Linked DNA regions of Homo sapiens: region 2 is linked to region 1. A link is a loop called in an ENCODE intact Hi-C map of the cell type or tissue named here. Cell type or tissue: A673. All regions are shown on one strand. Links, peaks and the distances in the headings refer to the core of each region. The heading gives the core; the rest is flanking DNA.

Evidence for each region. Peaks named below come from ENCODE experiments on the same cell type or tissue, not always from the same donor. Only the 100,000 strongest peaks of a DNase experiment are listed, where the experiment ranks them.
Region 2: it touches region 1 in a loop (6-fold over the local background); 10 of 110 quality-filtered maps call a loop at or near these places.

What each region holds. Positions count from the first base shown.
Region 1 is chr13:97,657,976-97,660,900 of GRCh38, reverse strand. The region is part of intron 3 of LOC105370324 (a long non-coding RNA gene); the gene reads left to right. Among named protein-coding and RNA genes, the nearest start is that of RAP2A, 230 kb to the right of the region's middle. In A673, for the core only: CTCF peaks have their summits at 890 and 1,090 (motif pointing right); a DNase peak (open chromatin) is centred at 2,230; H3K27me3 peaks cover 845 bases.
Region 2 is chr13:97,437,706-97,440,630 of GRCh38, reverse strand. The region is part of intron 1 of RAP2A (RAP2A, member of RAS oncogene family); the gene reads right to left. Among named protein-coding and RNA genes, the nearest start is that of RAP2A, 5.0 kb to the right of the region's middle. RefSeq lists a silencer at 2,241-2,434. In A673, for the core only: no CTCF peak of the experiment used is centred there; DNase peaks (open chromatin) are centred at 1,220 and 1,560; H3K4me3 peaks cover 1,919 bases; H3K27ac peaks cover 2,461 bases.

The DNA.
Region 1 (2,925 bases), core at 133-2,632:
CCAGAGTAAGGACATTTTGATGCTGACATTTCCTGTCTCAATTTCCTTCCCTGCTTCCTTATGATTAATGGTCAGGCCTCCTCCCACCTGCGTTCCTGCCTTCCAGCCAGAGATGCACTATCCGACAGGAAGAGAAACTGTTTGCCTGCAGTTTTGTAACTAAAAATAACAATAAGAAAAATGTTCAATTAATCTCTTGCTTCCCCAGCCTGCCTTGCACCGGCTCTCTGGGTTGTGCTCACATGTTAGGTCGGGCAAGGTGCTGGCCAGTTGCAGAGTCTTTTTAAACTGCTAAGGAAAGCGGAGGCTGGAGGATTCCAAGCCAGGTCACAACGGGTAGCAGGCAGGACCTCAGGCCTGCTTTACTTTAAAAATGATCTCCTGTTCACTGAAAGATTACTGTGTGCCAAACACTATGCTAAGCATGCCATCTACGTGATGTCATTTAATCCTCATAGATCAACCCAATGAGATAGTTTGCATCACCTACATTTTAAAAATAATAAACAGAATCAGAGAGGTTAAGTAAGGTGCCCAAGGTACACAGCTATTAGAGACAGGATTTAAGCCCAGGGTTCTCTTGATGCATTTTCGTGAGCATCTGATTTGGTTTTTCATTTTAATAATTATAATTATTAAAATTGTAAACACTGAATTAACAAAACATTTTTAAGTCTTTAGTATTCACTGGGAAAGATGTCAAGTTCAGGGGGAAAACAGAAGTAAGAATAATTCCTGCCTTCAAGAAGTTTTCCATTAAGTGAAACAAGTCTGTTGTCTCTCACCTCTCATATTGAAGAAATATGGGAGTTGTTTGAAATAAAATCATATTTGTCCCACTCAATCTCATCATGATATAGTTGCTCTTCTATTTTGGATCCACTAGCAGACATTTGATATGTTTAGGATGAGTGTTTTTTTTCTCAACCATTAAAAAAATGTAATTCAAGTCTCAAGGCAATGATTACTCCTTTTCTATTGTGTTTTAACAAGTAGCACAGAGGGGTCAGTAGACCACTGGTAATAGACAGAACCTGTATTATACCCAACAACAAAAGGATGCCGGACCACCCCTGCTGCATGTCAGTAGGTGGCAGTCTGGCTTTGCACACACTGTGTGCCTGGGCTCAAGTGGGTTTCACAAATCCACGTGCCGTGGAAATACCCATCACCAACCTTTTCAGAGCTTTCTGGCCCTAAAAGCAATGCATTATCCAAACCTGAAGACATAAATGTTGTGATTGAGGCATTTCGAGAAACTCTTATTAGCTTGTCTTTGTTGAACTTTGGGAAGAATCTTATGGGGACTCAGATCCATAGCTGCTGTGTTTTACCATCAACTCCCCCTTGTCCGTGGATGTCGTGCCTGCTTAGCACTCTCTCAGGTCTCACCCACCTGCGCCAGGTCCCTGAAATGGGCTGCCACTGCTCACCTGAATGGCTGCCTTCTTGTATAGCTAACTCAGAGAATTCAAATAGCTATGCCTTCCTCCAGGAATTCTCAATCTCCCAAGATATCATCAGTTGTGATGAAATGATTGCAGGACTTTAATATAACCCTGTCAGTGAAGACACCAACAATATGATATTTGTGATAATAATGGCTGACAAATTTACCTCTGAATTATCTATAAAAAAAACTTGTTTGCCAAGAAAACAACCCCTAAAGATGAGATTATGGGAATCCTGTTGACTTAAAGGGAGCCAAAAATCATATATTCAATCATACATTGCATGAATTATACCATTGTCTAGATGAAGTGGTATCAAAGTACATTCCATTCGTAGAATCAAGTTCTGAAGAAACTCTGGAAATTTTGAGTTAGCGGTAATCTTGAGTCACTCCATTTACTAGAAAGAAGAAGGCAGCCTTTCTTCAGACATTTAAATCATATTATGGACTTTACACTTATAGTAGTCCAGTTTCTTTAAATTAATAGATTGACTAAATTAGTTTTACTCTATTTGGAGATCTAAGTAATTTGGCTAGTTTGACTAAATGAGTTTTACTCTGTTTTTGAGCTTCATATAGAAGCAAGAAATTGACATAATTATCTAATGACTTTCCTCATCACAAGATATTGGGTCAATTTCCTCTTTTTCTTTTTCAGGAAATACCTATTGGTGAGTGCCAAATAAAGCTCCTTAGGAAGCATCAGGAGCTCTTTAAATAAGCTGCTGGAAGCCACTTTTCATTTCTTTGCTGACAGAGCTGAGTGCCTATATCCTGGAGTTAAACTTGGGCCAGAAGGACTTTGTCCCATCTGCTGGTGTGACAGAAAGGGTCCCAGGAGGGCATCTGCCCTGAAGTCCCTCCTCCATGATGCCAGGCATCTGAAATTCCACTTTTAGAGATGACCCCGATAGACTCTCAGTCTTTAAAGATTCACTCATACTAATGCAAATATTTCTGCAGGCCATAAATTAAAGCCTTGGATCAGTTACCACTCACTTTCCCACTGAGAAAGCCACCCAGGAGCTCTGTCAAGAATGTGCCCAGGCAGACACTTTCAGAGGGGAGGCATGTGTGGGGGTCCTGGGGTGGAGGAAGGGCACTGAGAGCAGAGATGACAGTAACCAGACTCCATCCATGACCCCCACGGCCCTCTAGGACCTGGGCCTGCCCACCTGTCCAACCTCAGCTCCCACCATTCACATCTTGGCTTCTTGGCCTTTCTCTTTGTGGACACACCATCCTCTTCCCTGCCTTAGGGCATCTATGGTGGCTACTTCTGGAATATTCTTCTCCAAGACCTTCTCATGACTGGTTCACCTTATTATTAATGTCTCCAATAGCTCCAATATTTCTGTCTCTGAGAGGCCCGCATTAATCACCAGCCTCAAGTCATCCTTCTTCCGTGTCTACCCCGATCACTCTCTATTATGCTCTCCTGGATTGCTTTATTCCTAGTGCTTCCATGTTGA
Region 2 (2,925 bases), core at 191-2,690, 220 kb after region 1:
AGATCATGAAAAACACTGAGCTCTTCGAGTCATTTTCAAAACAAATTTCAATTTTTTGACCATTTAAATCCCTCTCATGAAAGATGAAGTGAGCACTCATAACTATTTCCCTCCTCTCATCCTGACTTACTAGTTATATTGTTTGTTTCATATTGTCAGTCTTTTTAACTTTAATATTCTGTTTGGCAGCCATAATTCTCACAATTCTTTTATCTTAGTTTTGTATTTAAGTGGATAGAGGTTTCACCATCAGTCCTTATCTTCATACCCAAATTCTTTGTTTGGATTTATGTCTGACTTTCAGGATTTAGTCATCAATTCTTCATGTTATATATATTTATTATTAAAAATTTTTCCTACTAATTCACCAGTACCAAAACAAAACAAAAAAAAAGTGACCCACAGCTATTAGGCTCTGTACCTGGGAGGTCCAGCTTTGAATTAAGTTTTGGTACTGGGGAAGCAGGTATTTTTAGAGGGAAAAACGGTAGCAGAGCTCCAGAAGTTTCACTTACTTGGGACAGACATCTTTTGATGTATACTCTCGTTTCGGCTCTCCAGCACCAAACTGTCATGGGCCAAAGATCTATGTGTAACAATTGGTAATATGCTTCTGTTTTAGAGTAGGCTTTAATAGCTACTTATGGTAAGGGGGAAAGTGTAAACAATCAGCCAGCTCACTTGAAAGTGACCACTTAAGTGATATAGAAAATTAATAATAATCTTAAAAAAAAACAACTTACTCACCTTGGGTAGTGCTAGTCAACTATCTTTTTCCCAATCTTAAAACACCCCACGCCTTCTCGCCTACTGCAATATAGGAAGTCTCCACTGTGTATCTTACAACTCTCGAGTTCTATCCTTGGCTATATTCATTCATTCCTCATTTCTATTGTTAGCCATATCCATTCATTTCTGTCTCTATACTCTACCCAGTAGGTTTCATCTACTCTCCCAATCTGAACTACGCAGATGATCCTGAGTCTTCATATTCATACATAACCTGACCTTTCAGGCTTTATTCAAATGTTCTAATTACTTATTAGGCTGGCTATCTGGATAATTACCATCTCCAAAACTGAAAATAATCTCCCCCAGCTATTCCTCCATAATCCTATTTGTTCATTTCAAAATGTCAAGGTTACTTCTGACCTTTTCCTCTTCCTCTACCACTGAGTTTGATTACTTCATTCTTTACAACATTCCTTGCATCCTTTCTCTCCTGTTACTACAGACACCATGCTAATTCAGGATTTTCACACTTCACGTAAAAACTGGATTATCACAACATTTATGACTATTCTTCCTGTTATGAAACAGAGTAGTCTATTACCACTAAGACATCTACCATATCACTACATATTGCTATACCTATGACAATTGTGATTATGGTCCTTGACTACATGATCAACTCCTAAGTCTTTAACCTTCAGTAATTTAGCTTTAAAAATTTTCACCTTACCTCCCCTCACACTTCTATATACATTCCCCATTTGGCCAGTCTGCTCTATTTAACATCCAAAAAACATATTCTATGCATTTCCTGTGCCATTTCCTCCATCTGGAATACATCATGTTTCTGATTCTTTGAGGTTCGTATTAAACACTGCCCCAACTGGAAGTGTTCTCACAGAAAGTTCGAGCTGAAGGAAGATCATCTCCATCTGCAAAATGAACTTTAAAAGATCATCTCCTCCATCTATGAAATCAAAATGTTTAGGGAAACTGAGGCCAAACAACAATACAAATACTTTTCTTTCTGAACATTCATTTTTTCAACATTTTTTCTTGTTTCCTATGTGCTAGTAGGAGCTGTGTCACCTACGTGGGCTTGGAGTTTTGTGAGAAAGGCTGGCTACCCATAAATTATCACACAAATAATTAAATTTGGATGAGTGCTTCAAAGAAAAGGGAAAGGACAGGGTATGTGTGATTGAGCAAAGAGGTGAGGCATAAAGTTTAGTAAGGGAAGACAGGAAAGGGGTTACTTTGGTTTGAGAGGACATCTTCCCTCAGTGGGGAAAAATCTTTTAACTCATCTATGCCTAGTGTTCCATTATTGGAACACTAAGCTTGTGGGAGTTATTTATATCCTACTGTTCAAGGTCATTGCTAAGGTCTGATATTTCACAAAAAACATTTGCAACCTCCGGTATAAATGGGTTAAGCAGGGGTGAGGGTGAAAGACGGAGTAGGAATTAACTCTGCAAAAAGGTAGATTTCCACAGGCCAAAGGAGAGCCCAGAGAAAGGTACTTTCAAGGACTTAAGGTCTGGGTGCTAGAATAAAAGGATGGGTGCAAGAGGTGAGGCTGCACAGGCAGGGAGGGATAAGAGCAAGCTGGACTGTGAAAGGTCATGTTGAAGATTTCTGGACTTTTTCCTAACAGCAAAGAGGCCTTGTATATCATGTTCCAAGAACTTCATGTCAGGACCATGGCTGATCCTGGCATGGGTAACAATGAAAAAAGCAATTACAAAATCAGAAAAAAATTCTAGTTTTATTTCAACTGAAAAACATTTCCTATATCCCTGTTACTCTTCTTTGTGTGTGTCATCTCACCCAAAATCAAGTTAAGAAAAGAAAGCATATGAATTTACAAATATAGCCATTTTCAGTTGGTCCACTTGGCTTTGACAAGAGGTCATGTATGTATACGGAGGTATGTACACTTACAGACACTTAAGGGAGTATGGGTCAGTTTCACATTTCTTAAAAGTGAAACATTTCAAGTAATAGCAATCCTTGAAAATGACTGCTATTATTTGAAATGAAAATGAAAAATGAAAAGCTCCATTCGTTGTTTGGCTATGCATTAGTGCTATGCATTATTGCTATACTGTACTTGAAGTTAAATGTTCATTCTCATGCCCTTTTCCATCAGATCCTTCATAAGGGGAAATAATTTCAAGAGAATACCAACAC